Regions from separate parts of the Homo sapiens genome. Here region 2 is linked to region 1. Evidence: chromatin loops called from intact Hi-C (ENCODE). Cell type or tissue: gastrocnemius medialis. All regions are shown on one strand. Links, peaks and the distances in the headings refer to the core of each region. The heading gives the core; the rest is flanking DNA. Region 1 overlaps ELN (elastin). Region 2 overlaps LIMK1 (LIM domain kinase 1).

Region 1 (8,324 bases), core at 213-8,212:
GGGAGACTGAGGCAGGAGAATCGCTTGAACCTAGGAGGCAGAAGTTGCAGTGAGCTGAGATCTTGCTACTGCACTCCAGCCTGGGTGACAGAGCAAGACTCTGTCTCAAAAATAAAGCACTGGCCTGAGCTTCAATCCAGGCCCCGTCTCTTTCCAGCTGTGTGGCCCCAGGCATGTCCCTTAACCTCTCTGAGCCTGATTTCATGTCTTAAGATGATAGTCTCTGGGAGCGGTGGCTCACACCTGTAATCCCAGCACTTTGGGAGGCCGAGGCAGGCAGATCACTTGAGGTCAGGGGTTCAAGACCAGCCTGCCCAACATAGTGAAACCCTGTCTCCACTAAAAATACAGAAATTAGCCGTGCTTGGTGGCATGCACCTGTAATCCCAGCTACTCAGGAGGCTGAGGCAGCAGAATCGCTTGACCCAGGCAGACGGAGGTTGCAGTGAGCTGAGATCCCACCACTGCACTCCAGCCTGGGTGAAAGGCCAAGACTCCGTCTCAGTCTCAAACAAAACAAAATGATGATAGTAAGCCCTGCCCTTCCAACTTCACAGGCCGATTTCAAAGAGCAAGAATGAGAACACACTTTGTAAACAGAAACTGCTCTGGAGACAAGCAATGTCATTATTGCCATCAGCATTATTCTTGTTTCCATGTAATTGTGGGTTTTGCCATTGAAAGTAATGGCAAAAATCGCAGTTACTTTTGCACCAGCCTAATAGTTCTGGCTCCTGGAGGACTGACTCTACCTGTTTCCTTTCAGGGGTCCCTGGGGCCATTCCTGGTGGAGTTCCTGGAGGAGTCTTTTATCCAGGTAACGTACATGAAACTTCCACACACCCAGGTCATGCGGATGATGCTGATGTCCATAATAGATGCACATTTTGACACTACAGAAGGTAGGAACATTGACACGCCTACCAGAAGTCACACCCACTTAAAAATGCAATTAACAAGACATTGATTTACAGCTATTAAGAGCATACAGGCTGGACATGGTGGCTTATGCCTGTAATCTCAACACTCTGGGAGGCAGAGAAACAAGGATTGCTTGAGGCCAGGAGTTTCAGACCAGCCTGGACAACATAGTGAGATCCCCCTCTCTACACACACACACACACACAAATTTAAAATTAGCCATGTTCTGCATTGAGAAAAATGAAAATGAAGTATAGAAATTAAAAAAAAATTAGCTGGGCATAGTGGTGCACGCCTGTAGTCCTAGCTACTGGGGAGGCTGAGGCAGGAGGATCACTTGAGCTTAGGAGTTCAAGGCTGCAGTGAGCTATAATAGCACCACTGCACTGAAGTCTGGGTGACAGAGTAAAACCCTGTCTCTAAAAAGAAAAGGGGAAAAAAAGAAAAGAAAAATCAAAAGTAATACTTTCAATACTTAAAAAGTATTTGAGGCCAGGCACGGTGGCTCAAGCCTGTAATCCCAGCACTTTGGGAGGCTGAGGCAGGCGGATCACAAGGTCAGGAGATCAAGACCATCCTGGCTAACACGGTGAAACCCTGTCTCTACTAAAAATACAAAAAATTAACCAGGTGTGGTGGCGAGAGCCTCTAGTCCCAGCTACTCGGGAGGCTAAGGCAGGAGAATGATGTGATTGAACCCAGGAGGCGGAGCTTACAGTGAGCCGAGATCGCGCCACTGCACTCCAGCCTGGGCGACAGAGGGAGACTCCGTATAAAAAAAAATTAAAAAATTAAAAAAAGCATTTGAGTGTACAGAAGTGACCTGGAAGTGGGGAGAGACGCCAGCACTCCCCCAGATACATACTGACACTGGACTACTGGCCAAGCAGAAGAGAAAACCGAGGCTTGCAGAGAGCAGGTCTTGCCCAAGGTCACGTAGTTAGGCAGAGGTGGATTCAGCCATAGCTGGGGGTGGCAGCGGGCTTGCCTGGCAGAAGTACCGATGATCTCTCTTTCTCTTTCTCTCCCCCCACAGGGGCTGGTCTCGGAGCCCTTGGAGGAGGAGGTGAGCTCAGAAACCACACTTGTTCATCACTGAAAGGGCCTGGGTTTCACCCGAGCCACATGCATCCTCAGACCTGAGAACCCTGGGAGACCCGAGCATCAAGGACTCCCTCATTTCACAGACAGCATCCAGGCGGTGGGAGGAGGCTTCTTTGAGAACCAGAACCCATTGGCCTTCCCAGTCCCTCCCCTAGACTTTATGTCTGGTGCCCTCTGCCTTCCTATTTCTTCTTTTTTTTGGTGGGGGAGGACGGGGGGACAGAGTCTCGTTCTGTCGCCCAGGCTGGAGTGCAGTGGCGTGATCTCAGCTCACTGCAGCATCTGCCTCCCAGGTTCAAGTGATGCTCCTCCCTCAGCCTCCCAATTAGCGAGGACTACAGGCGCGTGCCACCACGCCCAGCTTATTTTTGTATTTTTTCTAGAGACAGGGTTTCATCATGTTGGCCAGGCTGGTCTCGAACTCCCAACTTCAAGTGATCTGCCTGACTCGGCCTCTCAAAGTGCTGGGATTACAGGCGTGAGCCACCTTGCCCGGCCCCTTGCCCGGCCCCTTCCTATTTCTTTTTATCCTCAAAAACCTCCCTGCCAAGCCGGCTGAGCAGGCACCATCTTCTTTTTTTTTTTTTTGAGACAAAGTCTTGCTCTTGTCACCCAGGCTGGAGTGCAGTGGCGCGATCTCAGCTCACTGTAACCTCCACCTCCCAGGTTCAGGTGATTCTCCTGCCTCAGCCTCCTGAGTAGCTGGGATTACAGGCACATGCCACCACGCCTGGCTAATTTTTGTATTTTTAGTAGAGACAGGGTTTCACCATGTTTGCCAGGCTGGTCTCAAACTCCTGACCTCAGATGATCCGCCTGCCTCAGCTTCCCAAAGTGCTAGGATTACAGGCGTGAGCCACCACCCCCAGCCCATCATCCCCTTTTGAGGCTGAGACTCTGGGACTCAGAGAGTATAAACCACGAGTTAGAAGTAGAGCTAGGTTCCCAGGGGCTCCAAGTCTGAGCGGGAGGACCTGGGGTGTGTGATTCCACACTGCCCACACTTTGCCCGGGTTGGGGGTTGGATAAGTAGTAGATGGATAAGCTGGGCCACCCCATTCACTATCTTCTCTTCCCTCTGCAGCGCTGGGGCCTGGAGGCAAACCTCTTAAGCCAGGTAAGACCCAAGGCCTCGGAGCATTGAGAGACAGCGAGGGAGCTGGGGAGGGAGGAGCCTACCCAGCTGGGAATGGGACAAGGAAACTAGGAACAGGACAAGGAAGCCAACGGGCAGGAGGAAGGAGGGAGGTGTGGACACCGATTAGCCTCCCAAGGATGAGTAGGCCGGGGCCAGGTCCCAGGGCTTCCAGGAACAAGAGGCTGGAAGCAGCTCCATGTCCTCCCTGTGTGAGGGCGTCTAGCATCTACCCTACATGTGCATGTGTGTTCACCCAGCTGTCCAGAGACTCCTCTCTGCAAAGGAGAGGCTGTTAGAGGCAACATCAGGGATTGCTCCGGTTCCAGTGGCCTCCAAGCCTTACATGACCCTCGGGAGCTCAGACACAGATCCTCAGCCCCAGACTTCCCCTGAGTGGTCCCCTAGCCCTTGACCCCAGACCAATACCCCAGATCACCCTGACCTTGATGCCATTCTGAGCCCTTCTCCTGACTCCAGATGGAGCACTGGTCTCAAGCCAAAGCTTAACCCCAGCCCAAGCCCTGAGCCTAATCCCAGGCTGAACCCTGACCCTGCTGACCCTGGTCCCACAGGACCCCCAATCCTGGCCTTAGGCCAAGCCCTGACCCCAAGCCCAAGCTGAGCACCGACCATGGCCCCGGATAAGCTCCCCTCCTAATCTCAGGCCCTTTCCAGCTGTGTCCAGACCACGGAGTTTTCCAGTAAGAAGGTGTGGCCGGATCTATCCTGGCCTCGCCCAAGGGGCTGGGATCTGCCACGAGGGTCCACTCTCAGCTCTGGGGAATGCACCCCCAGGAAGGAAGGTGGGGCAGGTCCCTCCGGGAAATACTGGCGGATAAGGAGCAGGTGGAGGAAACAGCGTCTCTGTCCAGATTGATGGTCCCTCGGCATGAGACGCTCCACATGTGACTTTGGCCGCCCCACACCCTGAGCTGTGTTGCCCTGGCTCAGAAGCCCAAGTCTCCAGGACACAGTTTAGATGTCCAAGAGCTCTTATGAAATCCTGATAGTTGATAATCCAAGTGCAAATGAATCTTCAAGACCCAGATTCCCCTGCGCTAAAAGTCCATCTGGGTTGTGAAACACCAGGGCTGGAGCCAGGAGAGGCGGGAGAACGGGGTGCCTGGGGTCTACAGGGCTCTGCAAGGCCAGGAGACCCTGGGAGCTTGCCACTTATCCCCGCCAGCACCTATACCCTGTCTTCCTGGAGCAGGTGAGGGTTCTTAGCAGGGTCTTTGACGGTGAAGAGAGGACAGGGGAGATGATAGTGGTGCAGAGGTGTGGAGGTAGGTCTGTGCTTGGCCTAGAAGACCCAAATTGAGGAGGTTGTGCCTGCAAAGCTGGAGGGTACATTCATTGATCCCACTAGGAGCAAGAGACACATAGCAGGTTGTGGTTAAACACCAGAGGAAAGACAGACAACTCCCTACGAAGTTCCAGGATGTGTAGTTGCAAAAGTGAAGCTTTTGTTAATGAAAGATTTAGGTTAGACTTCTGAAAGAACTTCCAGCTCAGGGTGAAGGAGTCAATCCAAAGGAAAGTCAGAGCATCTCCTTCTGATAAAAAGGGCAGTGTTTCCAGGCAAGGGGCTGGATTCCATGACCTCCCCGAAGACTCAGGGCTACAGAAGGGTCGGCAGAGCCCCCATGGCACCCCCAGGGAGGCCCCCACATCCGGGCTGCCAGGACGTCTGGGCCTGCCCAGGCAGGATGGAATGGAGCACAGGCAGCGCGTGTCATGCTTGGGAACAATTAATCCCTTGGTGACAGAGGGTGGGTGGCCTGGCAGCTGCTTTTCCACGTGGGCGCCACCACAGGTCCAAGCTGGCCCTGCCCTGCCTCAGCTCTCAGCGGGGGACCAGGCAGCTGGAAGCCTGCACACCCAACACCCTGAGCACTAGCCAGAGGCCAGCCGCCCACTGAGAGGGGCACGGGCATGGACAAGAAGGAACTGGGAGCACCCACTGTGTGCCCTGGGTAGGTTGCACAACTAGGTGCTTTCTGCACACATGCTCACTGGTCCCAGCAAGGCAGGTGATATAATGGCCATTTTGTAGATGGCAAAAACTAAGCCTCATCGGAGAGGCAAATTGACCTGCTTGTGCTCATGGAGGCTGGGTAGCAGCAGCAGGGTCTGAATCTAGAACTCTCTGACTCTAGAAAGAAGGAGGATGGAGCTGGCCAGGTCCCTGGACTCCCAGCTGTGGTCAGCCCCTCCCCGCTTTCTCCTCCTTTCCAGATGCTAGAATCCTTGGGGCATTTGGGGCAGGTGAGTGCAAAGGAAGGAGGGCAGGCAGAGACAGAAGTGGTCAGGCCACATGACAGGATGCTCAGGCTGGGATCATGGGAAAAAGGAAGATGGCCCCAGAGAAGCTGCCTGCCCCCCACTGCAGCCCCAGCCTCTTCTCACTTCCTGTGCAGTCCTCAGCTTCCCCTCCCAGCCCCTCTGTGGACAGGAAAGGTCTGAGCATGTCCCTTGCCCTCTCAGAGCTCAGGAAACATGCCTGGCTTGAGAGAAGCGACTGCCAGCGCAGGTGGGTCTGGCCCGGGTGCTGGGAAGTGACTCCTGCCTGATCGCCAGGCACTCCCGCCCGGAGGCAAAGATGCTTCTTACATGAGGCTGGCTGAGTTTCAGAGGGGTCCAGCTCCCACTAGTAGGAAATGAGGGACGAGGAGTGGTTAGTAACGGAGACCACACCCAGGGAAAGCCAGGGGGGACCTCTCCAGGGTACAGCAGGCTCCATGTTTGGGATCCATCCCTGGAGAGGACTCACCCCTGAGGCTCAGGACTAGCACTTGTAGGAGAGATCGTCACATAATTAGAAACAAACCTGGCATGGTTGTGAACTCTGACCTGATGGCCCATTGGTCCTGGCCAAGGCAGTGGAATGTCTCCCGCAGTGGGAGACGAAGCGATTGGGCCCAGATGTGGGGAGGAGAGAGCCAGAGGGACCCATTTGGCGTCTCATAAACATCTTAGTAGGAGGCTCCTGGGCTGCAGGGCAGGCTGGATGGAAGGACAGATGGGTAGTGGGGACACAGGAGTTCCCCGATGCAGGTGAAGGGGAGGGGACTGAGTCAAGAGATATCTGCAAGGAAGCAGAAGAGAGACCTCACTGGCCTGGGGTGAGGTCTCGCTCACGGACTCTGCTCTGTCCCAGCCCTTGCTGAAAGCCCTGCTGAATCTTGTTAGCCAGCAGGGCTTCTAGGAGAAGCACAGGCCTGGCCCAGGCTTGTTAGGGATCGGTGCAATGACACCTGCACTGCACATAGTAGTCGCTCACTAAACTACTGGTGGATGCTATTTTATCAGGATCGACCCTGAGCATCACAGGCTTAGGGACCAGCCTAGGGACCTGAGTGGCTGATCACAGCACTGCCCTAACTCCAGGAGACATTTCCCACTCTGGGCCTAGGAACACTGCCTACACTCCTGTCTCTGTTTCTTATCCACAGTTCCCGGAGGGCTTGCGGGTGCTGGCCTTGGGGCAGGTGAGTGCTGACACCCAAGAAAGATATCCCCTGTGGGGACCAGCCCCTGAGCTCAACCCAGGGCTGGTATGCAGCACGGTCATGGAACAAGGGTGCAGGCCAGGTTCCGTCCTGGGCACTGACGGGGACTGATGCTGATACCAACTGCCCCAAGCAGCTGCCCAGGACATGAGGAAATCACAGCTGAGTACCTGGGTTCCTTTATAACATAGTAGTGAAGGCTGCATGGAGGAAGCCCCATGGACCAAGGAAGCCCAAGGGAGTCGCTTAACTCAGCAGGGGTTCAGGAAGGCATTCTAGAGGAGGTGGGTGGGGAAATTTGACCCCAAAAGATCCATGCAGTTTTCAGGAAGGCTGAAGTGAGAGGATCCCTTGAGCCCAGGAGGCTGAGGCTTCAGAGAGCTATGATCATGTCACTGCACTCCAGCCTGGGCGACAGAGAAAGACCTCATCTCTTTTGTTGTTCTTGTTGTTGTTGAGACAGAGTCCCACTCTGTCACCCAGGCTGGAGTGCAGTGGCTCAGTCTCAGCTCCCCGCACCTGGTGCAGTTGATCTCAGCTCACCACAACCTCCACCTCCCCGGTTCAAGTGATTCTTGTGTCTCAGCCTCCCAAATAGCTGGAATTACCAGTGTGCACCACCACGCTCGGCTAATTTTTGTATTCTTAGTAGAGACGGGGTTTCACCATGTTGGCCAGGCTGGTCTCGAACTCCTGGCCTCAAGTGATCCACTCACCTCGGCCTCCCAAAGTGCTGGGATGACAGGCTCAAGCCACCGTGCCCAGCCACAAGACCCCATCTCTAAAGGGAAAAAAAAAAAAAGAGCCATGCAGTTTTGTCAGAGCTGTCTAACACATTAACCTCGGCACACAATCTAGTTCTGGTACTTAGGCGCGGTGGCTCACGCCTGTAATCCTAGCACTTTGGGAGGCTGAGACGGGCAGATGGCTTGAGCCCAGGAGTTCGAGACCAGCCTGGGCAACATGGTAAAATCTTGTCACTACAAAAAATACAAAAAAAAAAAAATTTGCCGGGCACAGTGGCATGCACCTGTAGTTCCACCTACTTGGAAGGCTGAGGCGGGAGGATTGCTTGAGCCTGGGTGGTTGAGGCTGCAGTGAGCCAAGATCGCACCACTGCACTCCAGCCTGGGTGACAGAGTGAGACCTTGTGTCAAAAAAAAAAAAATCCATTACCGGTGAGCAGTGCTCACATGGATGTCCTGCAGGCATTGATGTCTGGCAGAGAGCGGAAGAGCCTCCAATGTGCTTCCTGAGTGGGGCACAGCCAGGCAGGGCCAGAGCGTAGGAGTCTTCATAGGTGTGGTAGCTCAGGACCTCACCCCATCCTCCCCTCCGCAGGGCTCGGCGCCTTCCCCGCAGTTACCTTTCCGGGGGCTCTGGTGCCTGGTGGAGTGGCTGACGCTGCTGCAGCCTATAAAGCTGCTAAGGCTGGTGAGTGGTGCTCTTTGGGACATGCCACAAGCCCTCTGGCTTCCGTGGGGCCCTCCGCTTTGCAAAGAACCTTCCCTCAACTCAGGCTTGGGAGCCGGGTGGGTGGGATTGTCAGTTGCAATCTACTGGGGCTCAGGGAGGCAGCTAGCTGTGCCCAGTCTGAAGGTGAGTTAGTAACGGGGCCAGACCTCAATGCTGGGCCCTCAGCATGCAGC
Region 2 (8,324 bases), core at 228-8,227, 66 kb after region 1:
GGAGTTCGAAACCAGCCTGGGAAACATTGTAGTCACAGCTACTTGGGAGGCTGAGGCAGAAGGATCTCTTGAGCCCAGGAAGTGGCTACAGTGAGCTATAATTGCACGACTGCACTCTAGGCTGGGCAATGGAGCAAAACCCTGTCTCAAAAAAATGGGGCAGGGCTGATAAAGATTAGATTACTGTGTGACTTTGAGCAGCTGCTTTCTCTCTAGGCTTTGGGGGTCTGTTTGAACAATGAGGGAGTTGGATACCTTGGAGCTTTCTAAGATTTCTGTGGCGCCTTTATTGACACCTTGAGAAGTAGCATGCAGTGTTTCTACTTTTGGGCAATTGGTCACTTCTTTTTTTTTGAGACAGTCTCACTCTGTCGCCCAGTCTGGGGTGCAGTGGTGTGATACCAGCTCACTGCAACCTCCACCCACAAGGTTCAAGCAATTCTTGCACCTCAGCCCCCTGAGTAGCTGGGACTACAGGTGACCACATGTGGCTAATTTTTGTATTTTTAGTAAAGACAGGGTTTCACCATGTTGGCCAGGCTCGTTTCAAACTCCTGGGCTCAAGTGATCCTCCCTTCTCGGCCTCCCAAAGTGCCGGGATTACAGGTGTGAGCCACCGTGCCCGGCCCAAGTGCTAGCTTTCTCTCTCTCTTTTTTTTTTTTTCGAGACGGAGTCTCGCTCTGTCGCCCAGGCTGGAGTGCAGTGGTGTGGTCTCGGCTCACTGCAAGCCCCGCCTCCTGGGTTCACGCCATTCTCCTGCCTCAGCCTCCCGAGTAGCTGGGACTACAGGCACCTGCCACCATGCCCGGCTAATTTTTTTTTTATATTTAGTAGAGACAGGGTTTCACCATATTAGGCAGGATGGTCTCGATCTCCTGACCTCGTGATCCGCCCGTCTCGGCCTCCCAAAGTGCTGCGATTACAGGCATGAGCCACCACGCCCGGCCCTACCAAGTGCTAGCTTTCATTTGACGCAGTGAATGTTTCTTGTACACCTGGCAGGTGCCTGGCACTGCATAGGCACTGTTGAGATGTGAAGGTGGCCCTGGGGACAGAAAATTATACTGGGCTTGACTGTGTGTCTCCATCCCTTGACATCAGCCAAGCCAGCAGCTGCTTTACATACATGATGAGCAGACAGCTGCTTGAAAGAGATGAGGAAACTCCCAGACCAACGGCTCTTACCAGAGGGCCAAGGGAGGTCCCCACAGAGTCAGAGGCTGCAGCTGGTCCCTGAAATCCAGGCAGAATTTTAGAAATGAAGACAGTCAGCTGGGTGCAGCGGCTCATGCCTGTTATCTCAGCCACTTCGGAGGGCTGAGGTGAGAGGATTGCTTGAGCCCAGGAGGTGGAGGCTGCAGCAAGCTATGATGACACCATGCATTCCAGCTTGGGCGACAGAGCGAGACCCTATCTCTAAAATAAAAATGAAGAAGACAGTTAATGACGTCTCCTCCCTGTCTGCCTCACTGGGTAAGCATTCGCCCAGCCAACATCTGGAACATCCCAGTTCTGCAAAGAGCCACACCCTTCCCAGAAAGAGCCCAACTTGCCAAAGATTTACTTATTTGTTTTAAACTGGTTTTAGTTGACCGCTTTTCATTTTGTGTATAGCAGCGTTTTAAGGAAGGTCTAATTTATCCAGGCCACCTGCTGCTTTAGCAAACCAAGGGAGAGGATGTGAGATTCTAAGGAATTTACATATGTATGTCATATATATATATATATATATATAGACACACAATTTTTTTTTGAGACAGGGTCTTGCTCTGTCATACAGGCTGGAGTGCAGTGGCACAATCATAGCTCACTATAGCCTCAGATGCCTGTGCTCAAGCAATCCACTCACCTCGGCCTCCTGAGTAGTGAGACTACAGGCACACACCACCACACCCAGCTAATTTTTTAATTTTTTGTAGAGACTGAGTCTTGCTGTGTCGCCCAGGCTAGTCTTGAACTCCTGGGCTCAAGCAATCCTCCCACATTGGCTTCCCAAAGTGCTAGGATTACAAGCGTGAGCCACTATGCCTGGCTTATTTTTAAGGTTATATGCATGCAAAGCCTGTATCAATGAAAATATTTTCTTTGGTTTTTTTCAACTTTTCATCTTCGCATTTTGCAGATTTATAGAAAATTTGCTAAAATAATAAGTCCATTGAATACATACACACCCTTCACCAAGGTTCACCAATTCGTAACTGCCATATTTGGGAGTTATATGTGTGTCTCTCTATATATACATATATGGATACAGATACATATACATGTTTAGTGACTTGTTTATATTTGTACATACATGTACATGTTGTTATTTATTGATCGTTTGGGAGTAAGTTGCAGGGATCATTGACTCCCCCACAATTATGCTAGATATTCTCAAAAGAAGGACCTTCTCTTTTTTTTTTTTTTTTTTGGAGACAGGGTATCACTGTCATTGAGGCTGGAGTGCAGTGATGCGATCACAGCTCACTGCAGCCTCAACCTCCCAGGCTCAAGTGATCCTCCCACCTCTGCCTCCCAAGTAGCTGGGACTACAGGCACGGGCCACCACGCCTGGCTAGGCATTCTGTTATGTAATTATCAATTGTATCTTATAGTTCAGTGATCACATTTTGGAAATGTAACATTGATACCATTATCTAATACACAGACCATATTCAAATTTTGCCTATTGTCTCTATACTGAACTACTGAGCTGTCCTTTATAGCAATCTCCCCCTCATCCACAGTCCAGTCCATGATCAACATTGCATTTAATCGTCATGTGTCATCAGTATCTTTTTTTTTTTTTTTTTTGAGACGGAATTTTGCTCTTGTTGCCCAGGTTGGAGCGCAATGGCGCAATCTTGGCTTATTGCAACCTCCGCCTTTGGGCTTAAGTGATTCTCCTGCCTCAGCCTCCTAAGTAGCTGAGATTACAGGCGTGCACCATTATGCATGCCTAATTTTTGTATTTTTATTAGAGACGGGGTTTTACCATGTTGCCCTGGCTGGTCTTGAACTCCTGACCTCAAATGATCCACCCACCTCAGCCTCCCAAAATGCTGGGTTTACAGGCATGAGCCACTGCGTCTGGCCATTTCCTCAGCCTTTCATTGCCCTTCATGATCTTGACATTTTTGAAGTGTACAGGCCAGTCATTAAAGTAAAATGTTTTTCCTTTTTTTTTTTTTTTTTTTTAAAAAGAGACAGGGTCTCACTGTGTTGCCCAGGCTGGTCTCAGACTCCTAGGCTCAAGTGATCCTCCCGCCTCAGCTTCCCAAAGTGCTGGGATTACAGGCGTGAGCCATCGTACCTGCCCTCGCATTTGGGTTTGACTGATGTTTCCTCTTAGGGAGACAGGCTCTGCAGGTTTGGCCTGATACTGCATAAGTGATCCTCTGTCCTTCCGAGTGGATCTTGCCAGGAGACATATGATGTCAGTGTGCCCTTTGCTGAGGATGTTCACTTTGATTACTTGTTTTTTCTGTACTGTAAGGATTTTTTTCCCTTTGTCATCAATAAACCATTTGTGAGATTTGAGTCTGTAAATATCCTGTTCCCAAAAACCCTTCCCCAAATGATTTGAGCATCTATTGATGATTCTTGCCTGTAGCGATTATTACTAGGGTGGCTACCAAATGCTGAATTTCTAACTCTGTTCTTCCTTCTGCATTTGTTACTGTAAGGAAGAGCTTCTCCCCCATACGAGAATAGTCTTTTTGTTTGCTTGGTTGTTTTTTTGAGATAGGGTCTCACTCTGTTGCCCAGGCTGGAGTGCAGTGACATGATCATAGCTCACTGCAGCCTCGACCTCATGGGCTCAAGCGATCCTCCTGCCTCAGCCTCTCGAGTAGCTGGGACTACAGGCAGCACCACCATGCCTGGCTAATTTTTTATTTTTTGTAATGGTGAGGTCTCACTATTTTGCTCAGGCTGGTCTCGAACTCCTGACCTCAAGTGATCTTCCCACCTCAGCCTCCCAAATAGCTGGGATTACAGGAGTGTGCCACCATGCTCAGCTAATTTTCTGTAAAAAATGTCATAGAGATGGGGTCTTGCTATGCTGCCCAGGCTGGTCTCAAACCCCTAGTCTCAAGCAATCCTCCCACCTTGGCCTCCCAAAGTGCTGGGATTCCAGGCATGAGCCACCACACCTGGCCCTGTTTTTCTTAAAGTTCTCAGTCTCCTCTCTGCCTTACCCCCATCCCCTTTTCCATCTCCAGGACCTAGGGCAGAGACAAAGTGAGCATTCCCTAAAAAGCTTTTATGAGGCAAAATGAAAACCAGCTCACGCCTATAATCCCAGCACTTTGGGAGGCCAAGGTGGGTGGATTACCTGAGGTCAGGAGTTCAAGACCAGCCTGACCAACATAGAGAAACCCCATCTGTACTAAAAATACAAAATTAGCCAGGCATGGTGGCACATGCCTGTAATCCCAGCTACTCAGGAGCCTGAGGCAAGAGAATCACTTGAACCTGGGAGGCGGAAGTTGCAATGAGCCGAGATCACTCCATTGCACTCCAGCCTGGGCAACAAGAGCAAAACTCTGTCTCAAAAAAAAAAAAGAAAAGAAAAGAAAACCAGGTCCCTAACACCGAAGAGTTAAAAGAAATAAGTAAATTTGGCAAATTGGTCTTTTTGTGAGTTAGCTTATAGGCAACTGATCGAGGGTCTCTTTCCCGTCTTCACCCTGCAATTGTGGCTCAGGGCAAGCTGCCAGCTCCCTCCTGCCAATGCAGGAGCAATAGAGCTTGGCCTCCTCTTGCAGGGCGAGTTTGGGAGTCAGATATGAAGCCACTAATCCGGGACCTTTTTGGGACCCAAGGCACTCATCTGCCCCAAGCATACCAGGCAGGCCAGGTGCAATGACTCATGTCTGTAATCCTAGCACTTTGTTTTTGCGACGGAGTCTCGCTCTGTCCACCCAGGCTGGAGTGCAGTGGCAGAATCTTGACTCACTGCAACCTCCACCTCCCAGGTTCAAGCAATTCCTGCCTCAGCCTCCCAAGTAGCTAGGACTACAGGCGCCCACTGCCACGCTCGGCTAATTTTTGTATTTTCAGTAGAGACGGCGTTTCACCATGTTGGCCAGGCTGGTCTCAAACTCCTGACTTCAAGTAATCCATCCACCTTGGCCTCCCCAACTGTTGGGATTACAGGTGTGAGCCACTGCGCCCGGCCAGTCCTAGCCCTTTGGGAGGCTAAGGCGGGCGGATTGCATGAGCTCAGGAGTTCGAGACCAGCCTGGGAAATGTGGTGTAACCCCGTCTCTACTAAAAATACAAAAAAAATTAGCTGGGTGTGGTGGTGTGCACCTGTAATCCCAGCTACTCAGGAGGCTGAGGTACGAGAATCGCTTGAACTCAGGAGGCAGAGGCTGCAGTGAGCTGAGATTGTGCCATTGCACTCCAGCCTGGGTAACAGAGTGAGATTCTGTCTCCAAAAAAAAAAAAAAAAAAAATTCGAGACCAAACATACCTGGGATTTGGAAGGATAGATCTGTTCCCCCAGGGTGGAGACAATGGTCCATTGAATGGGAACAGCTGAGCATCTTGTGTGGGTGGCCAGTGCCTACAAGCGTGCCACCTTTCTCCAGCTCACACCTGTGGCAGACATCAGTAATTGATTACAGAATTCCTCCCCTGAAACCAGAACTCGGTGTTCTGGCCATCTGCTACTTCCCAGTCACACGAAGTAGAATCCTCCACCTGCTCACCCTGGATCTGGTGCCCTTCGCCTTGGTTTCCTGTTGGGGCTCTGAGGGACAGGTGGGCACTGGCCTGACCCCTGCCTTACCCACAGAGTGGATCCGGGCTGCATGAGCCCAGATGTGAAGAATTCCATCCACGTCGGAGACCGGATCTTGGAAATCAATGGCACGCCCATCCGAAATGTGCCCCTGGACGAGGTACGGTCCTGAGTCTGTGGGGCAGGACGGGAGGTAGTGCCTTCATGCCTAGCCCCCTCCCCACTCCACCCCCATTCACATGCCTGCTGTCCCCAGATTGACCTGCTGATTCAGGAAACCAGCCGCCTGCTCCAGCTGACCCTCGAGCATGACCCTCACGATACACTGGGCCACGGGCTGGGGCCTGAGACCAGCCCCCTGAGCTCTCCGGCTTATACTCCCAGCGGGGAGGCGGGCAGCTCTGCCCGGCAGAAACCTGTCTTGTAAGTCAGCCTGCTCCTCGGTTCAGCTGGGTGCTTTCACTCCTGCTGGGGCTCAGGGGCTGTGGGACCTAGGTCGGGGAGCCAGCCCTGCACAAATGCAGCCCAGGCTTGAGCCAGGGAGGTGGAGGCTGCAGTAAGCTGTCATCACACCACTGCTCTCCAGCTTGGGTGACAAAACAAGACCCACTCTCAAAAAAAAAGAGGAAACACACATTTTTTAAAAAGCCGGGGACGGGGCCAGGCGTGGTGGCTCATGCCTGTAATCCCAGCACTTTGGGAGGCCGAGGCAGGTGGATCACCTGAGGTCAGGAGTTCAAGACCAGCCTGGCCAACATGGGAAACCTCATCTTTACTGAAAATACAAAAATTAGCCGGGCTTGGTGGCAGGTGCCTGTAGTCCCAGCTACTCAGGAGGCTGAGGCAGATGAATCACTTGAACCCAGGAGATGGAGGTTGCAGTGAGCCAAGGTCACGCCACTATACTCCAGCCTGGGCAACAGTGTGAGACTCTGTCTCAAAAAAAAAGAGGATGACAGAGCAGGATCTGAGGGGTTGAGGGGAGCTGGGGGCTGCCACTAGAGCCAGGATAGGCCGAGACACTGGGATGGGCAGCCTTTGGACTGTCCCAGGCGGGCCCTCCCAAAGCAGGGGGTGATTGCATAGACTGGCATGGACAGGGGCATGCAGGCAGGAGGAGGAAGGGGCAGGGCCTTGGCCGGGTGCTACCTGTCCCCCGGTGGCACTTGGCACCATGTGTGCCCCCCAGGAGGAGCTGCAGCATCGACAGGTCTCCGGGCGCTGGCTCACTGGGCTCCCCGGCCTCCCAGCGCAAGGACCTGGGTCGCTCTGAGTCCCTCCGCGTAGTCTGCCGGCCACACCGCATCTTCCGGCCGTCGGACCTCATCCACGGGGAGGTGCTGGGCAAGGGCTGCTTCGGCCAGGCTATCAAGGTACAGAGCATGCCAGGGTCTCAGGGGACAGTCTGGGTGGGACCCCTCCATCCTCCTTCCTTCCCAGTCTATGGAAACACAGTGGAAGGGGTATCTGGCTTCCAGACTCCCTGGCCAGTGCCCTCTCCTCCCTTGGCCTCCTGGAGCTAATTAGGAACAGGGGACCTCCTACAGGTAGACTGAGACCTTATGTGCGGGAGGTCATTGAAAGGTGGCTCCTAGCCAGGCACAGTAGTTTATCCCTGTAATCCCAGCACCATGAGAGGCTAAGGCTGTAGGATCGCTTGAGCCCAGGAATTCAAGACCAGCCTTGACATCATCTCTACAAAAAATTTAAAAATTAATTGGGTATAGTGGTGCATGCCTGTGGTCCCAGCTACTTGGGAGGCTTAGGCAGGAGGATTGTGAGCCAGGAGTTCAAGGCTGCAGTGAGCTATGATCATGCCACAGCACTCCAGCCTGGGCAATAGAGCAAGACCCCATCTCAAAAAAAAAAAAAAAAAGACAAGGGATTAATACATCCCATCCACTTGGGTATTTGGGAACATCCCATGCACAGCCTAGAGTATGAAGCCATCTGCACATCTCCCTGGCAGTCCTGGGGTGGAGATGGGGCTTCCTAGAAGGCGGGCTTACAGCAGAGCTTCTGTCTTCACACCTCTGTGTCCCACACGCAGGTGACACACCGTGAGACAGGTGAGGTGATGGTGATGAAGGAGCTGATCCGGTTCGACGAGGAGACCCAGAGGACGTTCCTCAAGGAGGTCAGTGAGCGGAATGCCCTCTTCCCTCCAGAGGGACTTCCAGGTGCTCACCCCTGCCCCATCAACACAGGTCGGAAAAGGGCTCTGGGAACCATTGAAAGAAGAGCGAGCAGGCCAGGCATAGTGGCTCACGCCTGTAATCCCAACACTTTGGGAGGTTAAGGAGAGAGGATACTTTGAGACCAACCTGGGCAACATAGCAAGACCCCGTCTCTACAAAAAAATTTTAAATTAACCGAGCTTGGCAATGTGCACCTGTCATCCCAGCTACTCGGGGGGCTGAGGTGGGAGGCTCGCTTGAGCCCAGGAGTTGGAGGCTGCAATGAGCCATGATCGCACCACTGCACTCCAGCCTGGGGAACAAGGCAAGACCCTGTGTCCAAAAAAAATAAAAGTAACTGCATTGGTCGGGCATAGTGGCTCACGCCTGTAATCCCAGCACTTTGGGAGGCTGA

What was found. A loop is a pair of places that touch in the nucleus more often than their neighbours do. Peaks named below come from ENCODE experiments on the same cell type or tissue, not always from the same donor. Only the 100,000 strongest peaks of a DNase experiment are listed, where the experiment ranks them.
Region 2: it touches region 1 in a loop (7-fold over the local background); 2 of 110 quality-filtered maps call a loop at or near these places.

The regions. Positions count from the first base shown.
Region 1 is chr7:74,034,598-74,042,921 of GRCh38, forward strand. ELN (elastin) reads left to right here. Exons shown (of 33, transcript NM_000501.4): 2 at 767-817; 3 at 1,958-1,987; 4 at 3,110-3,142; 5 at 6,619-6,654; 6 at 8,017-8,109. Among named protein-coding and RNA genes, the nearest start is that of ELN, 11 kb to the left of the region's middle. In gastrocnemius medialis, for the core only: no CTCF peak of the experiment used is centred there; DNase peaks (open chromatin) are centred at 4,084, 4,974 and 5,679; H3K27ac peaks cover 2,860 bases.
Region 2 is chr7:74,100,089-74,108,412 of GRCh38, forward strand. LIMK1 (LIM domain kinase 1) reads left to right here. Exons shown (of 16, transcript NM_002314.4): 6 at 5,787-5,892; 7 at 5,989-6,155; 8 at 6,922-7,105; 9 at 7,783-7,869. Among named protein-coding and RNA genes, the nearest start is that of LIMK1, 20 kb to the left of the region's middle. RefSeq lists enhancers at 525-594, 5,386-5,886. In gastrocnemius medialis, for the core only: no CTCF peak of the experiment used is centred there; DNase peaks (open chromatin) are centred at 1,173 and 4,843; H3K27ac peaks cover 1,537 bases.